Linked DNA regions of Mus musculus: region 2 is linked to region 1. The links are chromatin loops, found by intact Hi-C in ENCODE. Cell type or tissue: left cerebral cortex. All regions are shown on one strand.

What was found. A loop is a pair of places that touch in the nucleus more often than their neighbours do. Peaks named below come from ENCODE experiments on the same cell type or tissue, not always from the same donor. Only the 100,000 strongest peaks of a DNase experiment are listed, where the experiment ranks them.
Region 2: a loop joins it to region 1, with 2.4 times the contacts of the local background. A loop is called at or near these places in 6 of 42 quality-filtered maps.

Annotation. Positions count from the first base shown.
Region 1 is chr2:25,824,723-25,832,722 of GRCm38, reverse strand. Lcn9 (lipocalin 9) reads right to left here. Exons shown (of 7, transcript NM_029959.2): 5 at 7,953-8,000; 6 at 7,779-7,823; 7 at 7,186-7,452. The coding sequence ends at 7,807. Among named protein-coding and RNA genes, the nearest start is that of Lcn9, 5.6 kb to the right of the region's middle. In left cerebral cortex, a CTCF peak has its summit at 4,146; no DNase peak of the experiment used is centred here.
Region 2 is chr2:26,281,168-26,289,167 of GRCm38, reverse strand. It overlaps Ccdc187 (coiled-coil domain containing 187), which reads left to right. Exons shown (of 10, transcript NM_177841.3): 4 at 1,141-1,233; 5 at 7,545-8,000. Among named protein-coding and RNA genes, the nearest start is that of Ccdc187, 9.4 kb to the left of the region's middle. In left cerebral cortex, no CTCF peak of the experiment used is centred here; a DNase peak (open chromatin) is centred at 3,229.

The DNA.
Region 1 (8,000 bases):
ATGTGGACACAGCTACAGGATACTGCCTGGATTGTGGTATGATAATCATTGAGAAACACAGTGGACACCACTGGATACCCTGAGTCAAATGACTTGGCTAAATAAAGGTAAGTCATTTCTCATGTCACACATATCTATTCCACAGAGAAAAAGCCCTGCATCTTCTGCACTTATAAGTCAGACTGACCGCCCACATTGCCATGGAGACCAAGGAGACCTCTGAGAACTGTTGGCTAGTGGACTCTGTCATTTTTAAAGTAATATATAACTGGTATATAACGGATAGACTATTGTTTATTCTTTCTTAGACTTCTGACTACATTGGCAGCTAGAAAAAAGCTTTCACAAGATGCCATCTGTTATCTTCTTACCTAAACTGTTTCCATTAATCAAATGCTTCATATTGCCTCTTCTTGCTATGCCACTGTCTTAACATTATCTGAGTTCCTATAAATTTGCCTAACTCTAATAAAATATTCCACTATATGATACAACTTTTTCAACTTTTTAATCACAAATTCTTGTTCCTTCTGCTCCACAAAAGGTTCATCCTAAAGACTACTCATGTTGCTAACTCATGTTGTTAACTCCCTTACAAGCTACAGGAAACCTACTCAGATCTGCCTCTCATGGACCAAATAGCCTGCATCCAGACAAGTACATCTGCCCAAGGTTTCCACTTGCTACCTATTCCAAAGGATGGGATTCCTCTGGGTTTCAAATGTACATCTTAAGAAAACATTTTTCTTTCTCCCAAACATACTTAATCTTATTCTCTACCTATAATAATGTGTTTCAACATCTTGTCAAGTCCAGGTGCTGAATACACCCAGGACCACTCCAGAGGAGCAACCTTCAGATGCCCCAAGGAACAGTTACAGGACTTGTTCCTTCTCCTTCTGACCTATCCTCAGATGGCTCCACAGACTCTGGACAGCAAGGAAACAGCTGACTCTCCTAAGACAAGACAAACATCCGCCATACTCATCCTTCTGAGTTCCCTAGAGACACGTCGTCCCCAAAGCCAGCTAGAAGTAGTCAGATATTACGATGACCCTATTCCTGCTTTGCCGTGACCTCTTTCTAATTTTTCTTTTTAATTAAACCAAAACAGGGGAATGTTAGCATTCTGTCTAAACTCTACCCCACAGTTACCTGGCAACAGCCAGGTATGCTGCTCCTCACAGTTACCTGGCAACAGCCAGGTAGACCTGGCCCACTATAAAAAGGGCTGCTTGCCCCCTCCTCCCTCTCTTGCCCTCTTGTCTCCCTCTCTTGTCTTCTTACCTCTTGCTCTCTTGTTCCCACTCTGTCCCCATTCCCTTCCCCCTTTCTCCATGTGCTCATGGCCAGCCTCTACCTCTACTTCTCTACTCTTTCCCTCTCTCTGCCTTTCTCTGCCTCTACTACCCTCTTAACTCCCTACCCCATACCCTGAATAAACTGTATTCTATAATATACTGTCGTGTGGCTGGTCCCTTAGAGGGGAGGGATGCTTTGCCATGGGCCCGCCAAGGCACCCCCTTCCCCTACACCTCACCACACCCCCATAGAACATATCTTATATCTCTTTATCTTTTTTAAACATCAATAAGTCTGGGGAAATATGTGTGGAAATGGATTTTAAGTGTGGTTGTTGTGGGGTGTTCACTAGAGAAGACTGCCTGGATATGGATTTAAGCCAATGGAAAGTCTTTATTAGCCAGCTGGCAACTACACTGGGTGTTTGGGATCCCAGTGTTACGCTGAGCCTTTCTCGGGGTGAGATTTTAAACATAGCCTTGTCCTGGGTTGACACACTTCAGTTGACAAGAACGTTGGCCAGAAGCAGAATTGTAGAAGCCAGTACTTATAGTTTCCTAGAACTGTGGACTTTGATGGATTAGGTCTCTTAGGTTCTACTAGATGATTCTGTCTCTATGCTCAGTTTTACAGCCTGAATGGTCCTCCCATCATGGAGTCAGTTGTGCTAAGACCTGGGTCGCTGTTATAGCAATGTTGTGGGGCTCCCACCAGAGAGGACCACCCGGAAACAGTCTATGAGACTAGTGTAAGTCTTTATTGCAGTTAGTTGGTGACTACATCTGGGTACTTGGGACCCAAATACAGGAGTGAGCCTTCTTCAGGGTCATATTTAAGCAAGAAATCATAGCCTGTTGGGAAAGCCCTCAAGGTTCTCTTGGTACAGCTACAGGCTAAGCAAAACTTACAAAAAGCTAGACTCTGAGATTAGCAAAATTAGGGAGGTCAGGCTGTTAGAAAGAGCTCAAGGCCTTAGGTGGTTTTTCTTCCTGGGAAAACAGTTACTTGGTAACTCCCTTGGGCTCCCTTACAGTTACTGGTACTTTATTCAGCAAGACAAAGTTCATCTAAGGTGCCAAAATGGAGGCACCAGAGACAACTTGCAGCTCTTGTTACTGTGGAAGAAACATAAAGGGATCAGACAGAGTTTATTGACATGGGCCCTTTGAGTGGAGAGTCTAGGTTTAATATGGAAGCTCACACAGTTAAAAAAAAAAGGTGTCAAAGGTTTGTTTGAAAGGTTGGCTGAAGCATTTGTCAAAAGATGGCCACTGAAAAGGAGTTGGAGATGCCTGCTATCCCTTGGCTGAGTGTTGATGAAGGGATTTTAAGGCTCAGGGAAGTTGCAGTGCTAGAGTGGGTACACTATGTAAACGATATCCTCCACAATGGGAAGGCCCAGAAGACAAGCCCTTCATGAATCCTGTAAGGTACACAGTATCGAGAGGAGCACCAGCACTTGAAGAGCTTTGTTGTCCTTTTTCTTGTCCCAGACTGGAGGGCTGAAGATGGCTGCTGCTCAGTTGAATGAATTAAATGCTGTAGGTTGAATTGGGCCCAGGGTAGCAGGGGCCAGATGGCTGCAGTGAATCATGAAAGGCAAGCTGATTGTAGATGTCATAATGGGCAGCAGAGACAAAACAATGTCTGACCGTGAGTAATGGTGGACCCGAAATGGTCAGGACAGGCAAAGTGAACTCAGCAATGGCATCACTCATCTGGACCTTCGGTACTGTAATCAGTCATGGTGCTTCCAGGCACGAAATAGATAAGAAGCCTACTGAAGTTTTGTTTGATCTGTATAAATGAAAAAAAAATCTCCAACAAATAAAAGAAATGCCACAATGGATGATGGCAAAAGTGATCCAATTTCCAGACTTGAGGCAGTTTGCCGACCCAGAATCCCTTAAGTGTAGGGACGCCCAGATTCCCCTGAGGAAGGACCTTGATAAAGTAACTAAAAATTTCACTATTAGCCTTTCCCCAGTCCTTGCCCAGAGAGACCTATGCATGGCCTTTGTCACGGGTAACTGCATACTGGGGAGAAAGGAAACGATCAGACTCTCCAGAGTCTACTTGATACTGGTTGTGAATTGACACTGGTTCTGGGAGATCTCAAGAAACATTGTGGCCTCCAGTTAAAGTGGGGGCTTATGGAGGCCTGGTGATTAATGGAGTTCTCACTGAAGTCTGACTCACAGTAGGTCCAGTGGGTCCCTGAGTTCATCCTGTGGTTATTTCCCCAGCCCCAGAACGTATAACTGGGATAGATAGACTTAGAAGTTGGCAGAATCCTCACATTGGTTCCCTGACCTGTGGAGTGAGGGTTGTTATAGTTGGAAAGGCTAGATGCAAATCTTTAGAGTTGCCTTTACTAAGGAAAAGAGTGAATCAAAAACAGTATTGCATCCCTGGGAGAATTGCAGAAATTAATGCCACCGTCAAAGAGCTGAAAGATGCAGGAATGATAGTTCCCACTACATCTTCCTTAACTCTCCTATCTGGCCAGTGCAGAAGACAGATGGATCGTGGAGAATGACAGCTGACTGTCAAAAATCCCACTAAGTATTGTCTCTTATTGCAGCTGCTTTACCGGATATGGTGTCTGTACTTCAGAGAATTATCACACATCCTGCTGTGGTTCTCATGTTTGTTGTGGGTCCCAGGATCTGCCTATCTTTGCCCTCTGGTGGTGTCTAGACTCTGCCAACACACAAGCCAGGCAGAGTCTGGGACAGGGAGTCTGCAGCCCACGTTTCCCTTTTGTGAAATTTTGTGAGAATGCAGCTACACACCAACCCAGAGGAGAAGGAGGGTCTGGGATGAATGCTGTAGTCCCAAGGCTGCCTCTTGGGGTGCCCAAGCAGTGTCAGTGTACTGGCCTGGAGAGAGGAAGTCAGTAATGGAGTCTGAGGTCTGTGTCTCCCTTTGGGGGCACAAGAGCACTGCTGTGTGCCACTTGAATGGGTGAGCGGAACCGAGATAACAGGGAGGAGCGAGTGCCGAGTGCTGGAAGGCTTTCTTCCAGAAGTTTAGTGTTGGGGTTCTTTTAGGCGAAGGTCTTCCCCATGGTGATCTTTCATGAAGCAAGTCTCTGAGATGACCTTAGCTTGTTCATATTTCTTTCCTGGGGGTGGTTGTGCATACAGTTTATTCGAGGTAATCTCCGGGATTATATAATTTGGGGGAAGGGTATAGGAATATCCAGGAAGGGAAGGTCATTGGCTGAACGTTTAGGCTGCTGGGATGCTTCATTAGCAGGGAGAGGAGTTCCAGGTGCTGCATCGTATGCCTGACTCCCCTGGTCCCCTCAGTTTGGAGTGGTTGATATATGTTCCAGAGCAGGCAGAGAGGGCAGCTCCACACCTGCCATCTAAGATCTCTGAGATTTCCCAGGGTTTGACCACACCCCACCTCCAGTTCTTATGCCCGTCTGATAGCACAGCCCATGTGCCCTATAGCCTGGTATGTGGTGCACAACAATTGATTGAGCAAAATGCCCTTTGCTCAGTGCCTGTCCATAAGACCCACCAGAAGCAATTCACTCTGAGCTGGCAAGACCAACAGTATACCTTTACAGTTTTATCTCAAGGATTTATTAACTCTCCAGCCCTATGTCATAACTTAGAGGGATCTTGATCATGCGTCTCTTCTAGAAAATATCCCATTGGTGCACAATGTCCATGATATTATGCTGATTAGACAAAGTGAGCAGGAAGCAGTAACCACTTTGGACTTGTTGGTAACACAACTCCTCGGAGGATGGGAACCAAACACAACTAAAATTCAAGGGCCTTCTACCTCAGTGACATTCTTAGGAGTCCAGTGGTGTGGGGCAGCAGATATCTAGTCTTGTCCTGTTTCCTTGTCTTCAGGGGGTGGAGGAGTGGAGTGGGGTGGGGTGGGGAAAGCCCACAAGGCAGGACCAGTCCTAGACTGTGCAGAAGACAGCATGGGAACTTGGGGAGCTTGGCTATGGCCCCATCTCCTTCATGCAGCCCTCTAAGAGAGGACAGAGGCCTGCATGTGCTGGTCAGCCACTTCCTGCCATTCTTCAGGACAGCCATTATTCTGATTCCCAAGTGTCACGATCAATACTGTCAATTGGACAGGATCTCTAATCTTCTTGGATACAGCCCGTGAGAATGCTTGTGAGGGAGTCTCTAGATTGAGCTCACTGAGACAGGAGGCCCACCGTACATCTCCGTGGCAGCATCCCAGATGGAATAAAAAAAGTGAGGAAGTGAGCACCACTGTCCACTTCTCTCCACCTCCGGAGTGACAGCTGCCTCAGGCACAAGGAATCTTGCCCGTGTGACCCCAGATAAACCCTCTCTTCCTCAGGCTGACTTTGCTGTGAGACAGGCTAGGCTGACTCCATGACAGGCTTCAAATTGACAGTTCATGAGACTAGGCCTAAATCTTTGTTTCCAAGAACTGGGCAAGAACAGGCCTCTGAAACTGCCCCCTCACCTAGCCTGAGGCTAGGACAATGGGTCAGTAGCAGTTTCCAAACTTCCCCATCAATAGTTTCCAGCCCCCAGCAATGGTTCTGGAATGTCCCTAGAGATAGAGGCAATGCTTAAGATAGACACCCTCCTTCCTGGAATTCCCCTATTATTCTTTAAATCAGGCCTGAAAACTCACTGGTGTGTCTCCATCTTGGTAATGGTAGACCCCAGCATGCTGGACTTCTGTAGAATAGAATGGTCTTTGCTTTTGCTTACTACTTGAGTCCAGCATATCATTCTTGGCGAATCATAGACCCTTACAGCTGCAGCTACAAGAAAACTACACGGGGGTGGGTTCCTGCACATCTGTCCATGCTGTGGTTCAGCAGGCTGCACCAAGTGATCCACAGACCAGGCTGCCTGGGAGTGACCATTCTGCCAGCTGGCCAGTCCTTGGAAGGCGACTCAGACCTACCTGGCCCTGCTGTCCCACAGCTGGAGTGCTAAGCACTGCTAAGGGAGAAACTGCCTCCTAAGAAATATCTTGAAATAAGCCACTAGGCTCCTTTGTGTGTACATGGGTGAGTGGGCATGTGTCTGTGTGAGTGTATGTGTGTGAGTGCATGAGCATGTATATGTGTATATATGTGAGTGATCCTGTAGATAAGCATGCATTGCACACATATGCATATGAATGAACACATGTATGTTTGAGCACATGAGCATGTGCATGTTCATATATGCCTGTGTACGTGAGTGTGTTTGCTTGTTAGAATGTGTGTTTGGTCCTGAGCATTTTGTCGTTTTGGAGGCTGTATATGCTCTGCCTCTGTCCTTCAGAGACAGCACAGCTGGGATCATCGTGCTGCCCCTCACACTCACTTCCTGATGCCATTCCTCTAATCCGGCCTCTTTCCTACAATTTTTCAATCCTGCCTTTATATGCTGACCCAAGGCCCAAGGCTCTGGCTTGCTGAAATGTATCACCTGCTGCAGACTGTGGTCATGAAGGAAGCTAACGTGAACATCTTTATAGACTGCTTGTGTGGGTACAGTGTTCACATCTCTCTGCTGCAGTCCAGGAGGGTCACTTCCAGCCCACGAAACACTATAACTTCTATCCTGCATGATCACCAACACATGGGACAGACCCTTATCCCAGCTGGGTTTCTATCACTAGTCCCTCAGGGAATCTAGTCCCAGAGGTGGTCATACAGGGTCTCAACCCCTCATCTGAAGACTTCCAGGTCTTACAGACCCTGTCTCCATAGAACCTCATGGGCCCTTGTGCAGGGTCCTTTAAGAGGTGACTCTGGGTTCAGTCTCTTGGATGCTCCGAGGGTGATCTTTACTACCATGGAGTCCTGTTTCTAAGAAAAGATCTTGAAGTGCCAAGTGCTATGTCCCTAAACACATGCTTGTCTTCATTCTTGAACCAAAGGAGGAACTTTATTTGGCAAAAGTCTTCATACATGAGTTAAGATCAGTTTGAATGTCTTGGTGGCTTAAATCTCATTGGCAGAGGAGGAAATGCAGACACAGAAGGCCATGTGAAGACAGAGGCCTAGAGTACGGAGATATGACCACAGGCCAGCATCAGAAAGAAAGAGGATGCCCAATGCTGGCCAGCATCAGAAAGAAAGAGGATGCCTAATGCTGTCTCCGCAGTGCCTGGATCTCAACTCTCTGGGGTGCAAAGCTGTAAGACAGTAAACCTCAAGATGCATCCTTTACTGCACATAGCATCCAGGGTAGTTTCCCACTCTTCTCAGACACACTATAAAAGGCCCCACTACAATCCTGACTCTGGGAATATATCACACAGTCTTCTACAAAGAGCTGGGTGTTCCTTTGCTTCAGCAGGACAACCCAGTGATGAGCAGAGTATAAGCTTTGAGATATGAAGCTCATGGTCACTCTGAGATGGACCTCCCCCAGCTTCTGACACCACTGGCTGTTGGTTACCCTGCCCGGTTCCCAACACCCCAGGCTGCTTGTCTTGTACCCAAACCAAAATTCACATACCAGAAGGCCTGGCTGGTTCCTCTATGGTCTATAAAAAGCAAAAATCTGGGGAGACAAGGGGATGTCAGATGGCTTGCTCAACCCCTGTCCCAGTCCTCAGGGCATCCGTGCAAGGCACACCAGGCTGTGAGCTGCCTTCTCTGGGCCTTTCTGAGTCAGAGAAGAGAACCTTACCTTTTTTTGTCATGTCGATGATATTTTGTGAGTCCAGCCCATATAGAT
Region 2 (8,000 bases), 460 kb before region 1:
TGGGATTTCCTCAGATCATGGAGACCCTGGACAATTTGGGAATACGAGGGTTTCTTATGGAAAGAGGAAGTGGTAAGAGGCAGGTCCCTAGCAAGGTGTGAAGGCTGTTCAGTGCTCTAGTTGACACCTATTGGACAGCAGACAACAGGGGCATGCCCTACCTTGTGATTGTGAGCCAGCGGCAGATGTAGGCAGGGTCCCAAGCTGGCTGATGGACAGGCTAGACAGAACCTTCTTGAGTTTAGTCCTATCTTCTCTTCTGCCTTCCATGAGATCCTGTCCTTTCAGCTTGTCTGATAACCCATCGTCCTTTCTCTACCACAAGTGTGGCCACTGGGCCACAGGTCAAGTTCAGAATGCAGAAGCCACAGCCCTCCCAGGCCCGTTGGTCCCCAGCTCTTGGCTGGCACACTTTCTTCTCTGTTTCTTCCTCTGGAAGCAGGATAGGATAAGCAAGAAAGCCTAGTACCCACTATCTGACTTCCTGTCTCTGTGGATCTGATGATGCTGGGACTGTCACATGACTGGAGTCCCACAGAATATGTCCTCCCATATTCTCCACCACTTCTCTTTTTCTTCTTCTTCTTCTTCTTCTTCTTCTTCTTCTTCCTCTTCCTCTTCCTCTTCCTCTTCCTCTTCCTCTTCCTCTTCCTCTTCCTCTCCTCCTCCTCCTCCTCCTCCTCCTCCTCCTCCTCCTCCTTCTTCTTCTTCTTCTTCTTCTTCTTCTTCTTCTTCTTCTTCTTCTTCTTCTTCTTCTTCTCTTCCTCTTTCTGTTTTAGAGAGGACCTTACTATACAGCTCTTCCTGTTTCAGCCTCCCAAACAGACAATTCGACCCCAGTTGGCCACTGAACTTGCTGTGGGATATTGAAGGGGCTCTCCCATCAGAGTGATGTCATCATGCTTGTCAGTCAAAGACTGGACCCTTTAGCTCCAGTCTCCATCTTCCTTCCCTAGTGGGAACTATGTCCGGGGCAATGATGTTATACTTGCATTCCCTTGGGGTTTGGCTCATTCAGTCATTTATTTGCTCAGAAAATGTAAACCCAGGCCCTAGTGTCAAGGTGAATATATTGCCCACTTGCAAAATGTTGTCTGATTAAGGTTTCCTCCCTTCCTCTCTCTCCATTTCTTCTTTCAGTTCCAAGGACAAACTTCAAAAAGGTCAAAAATGCTTCTTGCAAAAGAGAGATCTCAAAGTCTTCTATCCTTCGCAGAACTGCCAAAGGCAGAGGTGAGGCTTTGCTACTTCAGACCCCAGAGTCTGTGAGTCTAGCTGGTGAGGGTGACACATTGCTCTTGATTCTATGCTGGGGACATTGGCTACCAGAGGCCACCTACTTTGCTATATACAAGGAGCTTGGGATCCTGGGATCTGAAGGTTCCTTGCCATGGAATGGAAGTCTGTAACTCCCCAAGTGATGTGAGCTGTCCTTATGCCCCTGCAGACTGGAATGGCATAAAGCCATCTGGCCACACTGCTCATGTTCTCAGTCTATTGCTCATCAGAACAGCGACATGCTAGGAAGACTGAGTAAAGTGGTACCCCTACCTTTCTTCTTATCTGAGGTGTGTTGCTGCTTTGATGCCCTCCCAGGTAACCTGGAAAAGGGTATGCCTTCCTGATTTGGGATCAAGGACTACAGGTGGAAGCATGCTTGGTGATACCTGTATCTCTGTGGCACCATGAGCTGCCTGCAAGTGCTCCACCCTGGCCTATGTGGCTGTCTGTTTTATGGCAAGTTTTCAGGGGATCTAGTTAGAGACCCTATGGGTGGTAAGCTCTGGACCTGTGCTCCTTATTAGTGCACCAGACACATTCTGAGACTGTACCTGAGCCCTTGTTGAGGCTCCTGCTCCCGCCTGGCCTCAGCAATACCACTAAGACTTCCCAGGTAGGGAGATGGGTTGTGGTCAGTTTGGCAGGACTGAGCCTAAAGTCCACACAGGGTCTGGGAGAACTTTTAAGGTGCCTTTTGGAATGTCTCTGCCTCAGTTTCCCCACTTCATGAGGCCACTATTCTGGGCCCATCAGCATGGGTAGCATGTGCTCTGTGCACAACCTCACCTCCATTTCTTTTTTTTTTTTTTTTTTTTTTTTTTTTTAAAGATTCATTTATTTATTATATGTAAGTACACTGTAGCTGTCTTCAGACACTCCAGAAGAGGGCGTTCGTTACGGATGGTTGTGAGCCACCATGTGGTTGCTGGGATTTGAACTCTGGACCTTTGGAAGAGCAGTCGGTGCTCTTAACCACTGAGCCATCTCACCAGCCCCCTCACCTCCATTTCTGTTCAGTGTCCTGCCTCCCCTGCTCCCAAGCAGTCTCTGTCTTCTAGAGTAATGAGTCTTTGCCTAGCACATACTATGCTCAGCAGAGGGTGCACATGAGTCTTCCAGCTGGCCAGAGGTGGCACAGGTCAGGAAGGACAAACACCTCTAGAATCCAAGACTGAGAGACAGCAAAACTACAGGAAGATTCTGGAAGGTGCCCTGAACAGGCATACAATACAGCCATCTTCCACATCATCATCTCCCTCATTCGCAGCTTTCCGTTGTTTTGTTTTAATGGCTTGCTTGAAAAATGACCTGCCGTCTGCCTGACACAGGGTCAGAGGGCGCGCCACCAGCAGCATTCATCATTGTAGTCACCGTGTCACCCTGATGGTAGTGACCATTAGTTTCTGTCAGTGACGAAGCCACAGCTGGGCTAAGGAGAGATGAGTTTGGGTTCAGGGGTCAGAGCTACAGGACTTGGGAATTGGATGAATTAGAAATTTGCTGTAGTTAACAAAAAATTAAATCACAATAGTTATAAAATATTCATCCATCCGGGCCAAAGGAAAATGAAGCCCGATATTTAATTTCAGATTATATCACCTCACTTTGCATTTTTTATCATAGATTAGGTCGGCCTGGAGCTTTGACAGGGCACTTGGGGACTCCATCCATTTCCACAGATTAAAAATCCTCCCATAAAAAAATTAATTGCCATTAAACTGTTCAGCAGAAGAAAAAAATGTGCCCATCAGGACCCATTTATCGACCAGGACTCCTCTGGTGGGCTAATGGGGAGCCTGGGTGGCTGTGAGGGAGGCCAGTGGGGCCATTCTCCCTACATGGTGCCTCTGGCCCAGTGCCTGGCGCTGGCCCAGTGCCTGGTGCGCAGAGAGAGCGTGATCAGCTCAGTGCATCACCGAAGGGCAGGGCTCAAGTGCTTACGAAGCTCCTTCCCATCCCTACTGAGCCTGGATGTGCTCTGCACAGCCAAACCCCACCCCAGACTCCAGAGTTCAGCTTGGGTTTCCACCTGCAGAGCTGTGAAAGCAGCAGTCTCTGGCACGTTACCCTCTCTTATAGATGGAATAGTCTAAGCACTGGTCCTACAGCTGTATCTCATGAACAGCAGCTGGGCTTAGCCTTGGGTCTGGAACTGAGACTTCAGGGTTGACCTTTCTTGGCCCAGGGTCCTGTTCTTCTGGGGAATGTCTTAAAGTGTCTCCATTCAGCGATGCAACCATCTCCTAAAACAAAAGCAAAAATTTGCATACTAATGGTGCAAATTTATTTACATATTTTGCATAAAGGATTAAATCTTCCCTGAATATTTGATACTGTCGGGTGCACAAGCATCCTCAAGTGTTTTCAGAGTTAATTGATGTGTCAGGAGTGTGTTTAGGGCTATTTCAGAAATTGTTGGGAATTCTGTCCTAATCCCTAGCCAGTGTCCACTTAACAGTTTTGTTTTTTTTTGTTTTTAGTTTATTTTACATGTGAGTGTTTTACCTGCATGTATGCATATGCACCATAAATATGCCTGGTGCCTCTGAAGCTGGAAAAGGGCAGGTAACTCCTTGATGGGAGTTACAGGTCACATGCGAGTCACCAGGCATGGTGCTGAAAACGGAACCTGGGTCCTCTGGGAGAGCAGCCAGTGCTCTTCACACTGAGCATCTCTCCAGCCCCTTAAGAATTCTTTAAAGTGAAATTTAAGTCAGTAACTCAAAGAGCAGTTTTAGAAACCAAACACTCAAGCACAGTAGAGTCAAGAGGACTGATTTGAGACTTACATACTCAGACATGATCACAGGAAAACAGATTTTTAAAAATATATATAACAAAACCAGCATGTCTCTATAAAAGCAGGAAACTTTTATGGATAGTGAAATCATGGCAGTTCACGACGTGCACTGACCTGGAGTCTAGCTGAGATGTTTGAGGTGTGTGTGTTGGAGTTGTGTGGTATGATGGTGAGTGTTGTGTGTTCAGAACTAAGGCAGATGTGAATCCTTGTGATGTAACATGGGTGAGCACTGATAGACATCTTCACAAAGCATTTGAGTTTATATGGATTCTGGCTTGCTATGTGTTTAGAAACTTTTTTTACTTTTGCCTTTTTTTTTTCTGCCCCACATTCTGTTACACAGCCCCATATGGGATCAAAACCTACAGTTTTAAGAAGTTGAGGGTCAAGCTGGGCAGTGGTGGTCCACACCTTTGATCCTAGCACTTGGGAGGCAGAGGAAGGCAGATCTCTGTGAGTTTGAGGCCAGACTGGTCTACAGAGTGAATTCCAGGACAGCTAGGACTATACAGAAATCCTGTCTTAAAAAACAAACAAACAAACAAACAAAACCCAGAAAACAAATCAACCAACCAACCAAACAAACAAAATAGAGGAAGCAGCTGAGGCCTAGAGAAAGCATAGCCTGTCCCCATAGAGGGACTGGCTGGATGATGCCCGTCTTCTTCCCAGGAAAGGGAGTTTAAGGCCTGGAACACTGGGTGACTTGGAGCAGCTCGCCCCAGCAGAGTTTCTCCAGATTATGCAACATAGGCCTTTGTTTTCCTTTGACCTGGATAGGTGAATATTTTTCAACTATCATGACTTAACTATTTTTCAAAATGTTTTAAAATTAAAAAAATATTTATTTTTAAGTTTTATGTGTATGGGTAGTCTGCCTACATATATGTCCATGAGCCTCTTGCATGCCTGGTACCTGAGTAGACCAGAAGAGACTGTCAAATTCTTGGGGACTGCAATTACAGGCATTGTAAGCTGCCATGGGTACTGGGATCAAAGCTGGGACTGTGGAAGAGCAGCCAGTGCCTCTTAACCATTGAGCCATCTCTCCAGTCCCCAATGGCTAAAATTTCTAAACCATGGCAGATTGCTATTTAACTAACAACTGTCAGGTTAGAGGAGGGAGGAGGGAGGAGGGAGGAGAAGGGCTTGACTCAGGTAGGCTGCCCAAAGGGGTCTGTGCTCTGGATAGTCTTACCTGTGATGTGTTGCCCATAGGGCACAGGGCAAGTCCTGGCTTGGTCTACATGGATGATCCCTGGTGTCACCTGAAGCAGGGGTGTGGGTAGAGTGACTTGAACCATACGGTGTAATCTCAGTTTTGCAGAGCGGACTGGAAACAGTGGTATGTCTGTGCCTGTGACCATGTTTGTGTGAGAGCCTATGCATGAACGTGCGTTTGCTCCCGTGTGAGTGTACCAAGCATTTGTATATGGTTGCCTGTGTGTATTTGAGTGTGGGCTCTTATATGAGGGGGCACATCTGTGAGCATGCGAATATGCAAGCCTGTGTGCTAATGTAAATGAGCTTATGTGAATGTACGTGAGCCTGTGTGGGAGCTTTGAGTATGTGGATACATATGAGCCCATGTGAATGTGTGCTTGTGTTTAAATACATGGATGTGTGAATCTGTGTGAGCATTGTGGTAGCCTGTGTAAGAATGCTGTGAACTTACTGTGCACTGTGGATAGGGCAGAGTGTTTGTCCTACATGGTGGCCTTCTAGAAGGAATTGCATAAAGTATACATGACTATATTCAGAAGCAAAGGCATGATGGATGGGATGCCCTGGAATGTCCACATTTTCTCTGCAGGATGAACATTCTGTGCTCTGCCACATCTGGTTTGCAGTAAGTTCACAGCTTATTTGTTTCTTTGGTTTGGTTTGTGTTTCGAGACAGGGTTTCTGCGTAACAGAGTCCTGGCTGTCCTGGACTCGCTTTGTAGATCAAGCTGGCCCCAAAGTCTCAGAGATCCATTTGCCTCTGCCTCCAGAGTGCTGGGATTAAAGGTGTGTGCCATCACACCTGGTCAGTTCACAGTTCTTTTACACAGGCTTCTATAGAGGATGGAACCTGTGTGAGCCTGTGAGTGTATGTGAGTCTGTGTGGAACTGAGCATCGTGACTTGTGAGTGTGTAAGAACGAGCCTTGTGAACATGTGGGAATGAGTATGTGAGAGTGGGTGGAAGGCCTGCCTCCTGTCTTTGTGGGGCTTTGTAACTGGGGTTGTCAAGGTGGCCAGTCAGTGTTAGCATTAGATGCAATTTGAGATTATGAAGTAAAACCTGAAACAATCATCGGGACATGTGACATGTTAAGTCACATGTCCCCATGTGATAGTGTTAAGGGAAGCTTGGTTGTGTTGGTCATTTATTTTTGTACCATTAGGCCAGCTAAACTTGTCTCTGATCCTGATTCCACTGATGTGACTCTAACAAGTTTCAGGGAACCTTAATCTCTTTGCTAAGGTCATGACATTGCTGGCTGTTGTGGCTCTGGTGTGAGCCCATGGCTGAGTGACCAGCTGCAGGTGTCATCTGGGGCTGTGGCCTTGTCATTGTTCCTGGTCAAGTGTAGGTTGTGTGCCTGGGCTAGTGTTGAACAGCCCATAGGTAGACCTGTTAGGGGCAAGGTTTTATATAACCTCCATTGAGCAGGCTCCTAGGACTTCACTATTACAGAGATGCACCATGCTGGCTAGTGACTAAACGATTGGCTTTGTTCCCACAGGGGTTTGGATATGAGGGGTTTCTCTGTGGACCCTTGCGGGGCATGCTAAGCTGTCTCTGGAATTGGTATGGCCCCTTGCCAGTGGTCTGAGAGCCATGGGTCCTACTGTGTGTTTTCTATTTAAGATTCTGAGTTGGCTGGTGTGTACGCCTGGCGAAAAGGACAAGCCCTCGTGAGGCGGTTGCTTGGGCCCCCTGCTGCCCTCTCCCGGCTCCAGAGCAAGGTCCCTGACATGGAATTAGGTACCTCAGGCCTCAGCCTTGGCCTGGTCTGTTTTGCTGTGGCATTAGTGGGTGGGCACAGAGAACATTTCTTTGCTACCTGGGAGGGTGGAAGCTGGGTAGCCTCTCTTAAGCTTTCCCTCAGAGATGGAAATTTGGGTATAATTATCTTTACAAACCGGAAGAGAGAGGCTCTTCTCAGCTTTGGGAACAGATGTACTACTTGATCTTTTGTGAAGAGAGCAGATGGGAGAGACCACTCATGAGGTGGACACCCATCACCCCTCCATGTGCACCCTGTTAACACACATAAAACAGGTGGCTCACTTAAAAGCAGCCCCTATTCTCCTTTGTGTGCTGATCATGAGGGCTGAGGCTGAGAGGAAATTTGTGGGGATGAGGCCAGGGCCTCCCTAGTCACCCCATGTTGTCTCCTGAATGGAGGAACAGGTCTGTTCTTTCCTCCAGCCCTCAGACCCTAACACTACTTTGTCGCCTGTCTTTGCAGGCTCTGACAGGAAAGCAGCAGCTGTCAAGGCCTCACCTGCCCACACCTGGTTGTGTAAACCCATGTCTGCCCACAGTGACCAGCAGGTTTCCAAGCATACACCCAGCCTGGCTTTCCAGGATCAGTCAGCAACTATCCATGGTGCTATGGAGACCCTACAAGACCTGCGCCAACAAATCCAGGCTGGCCTGGAGCTTACCAGGAGCCCCAGAGTGGACAGGAAGCTCTCACTATCGAAACCAAAGCCACAGAACCTGGTAGGGAAGAGGGATCGGGGACTCCAAAGCACCCAGGACATGCAGGGCTCCTCAAAGACTGCTTGGACTGTGACAGAAGGAAAGAACTCTTCCTTGCACAGAGCTGGGAACTTGCACAGCCAGCAACACAGGAAGAAAGCCTTGGCTGAGCACGAGTCTTGTCCACGGAGGACCTGGACAGGACAGGGGCAAGACTCCT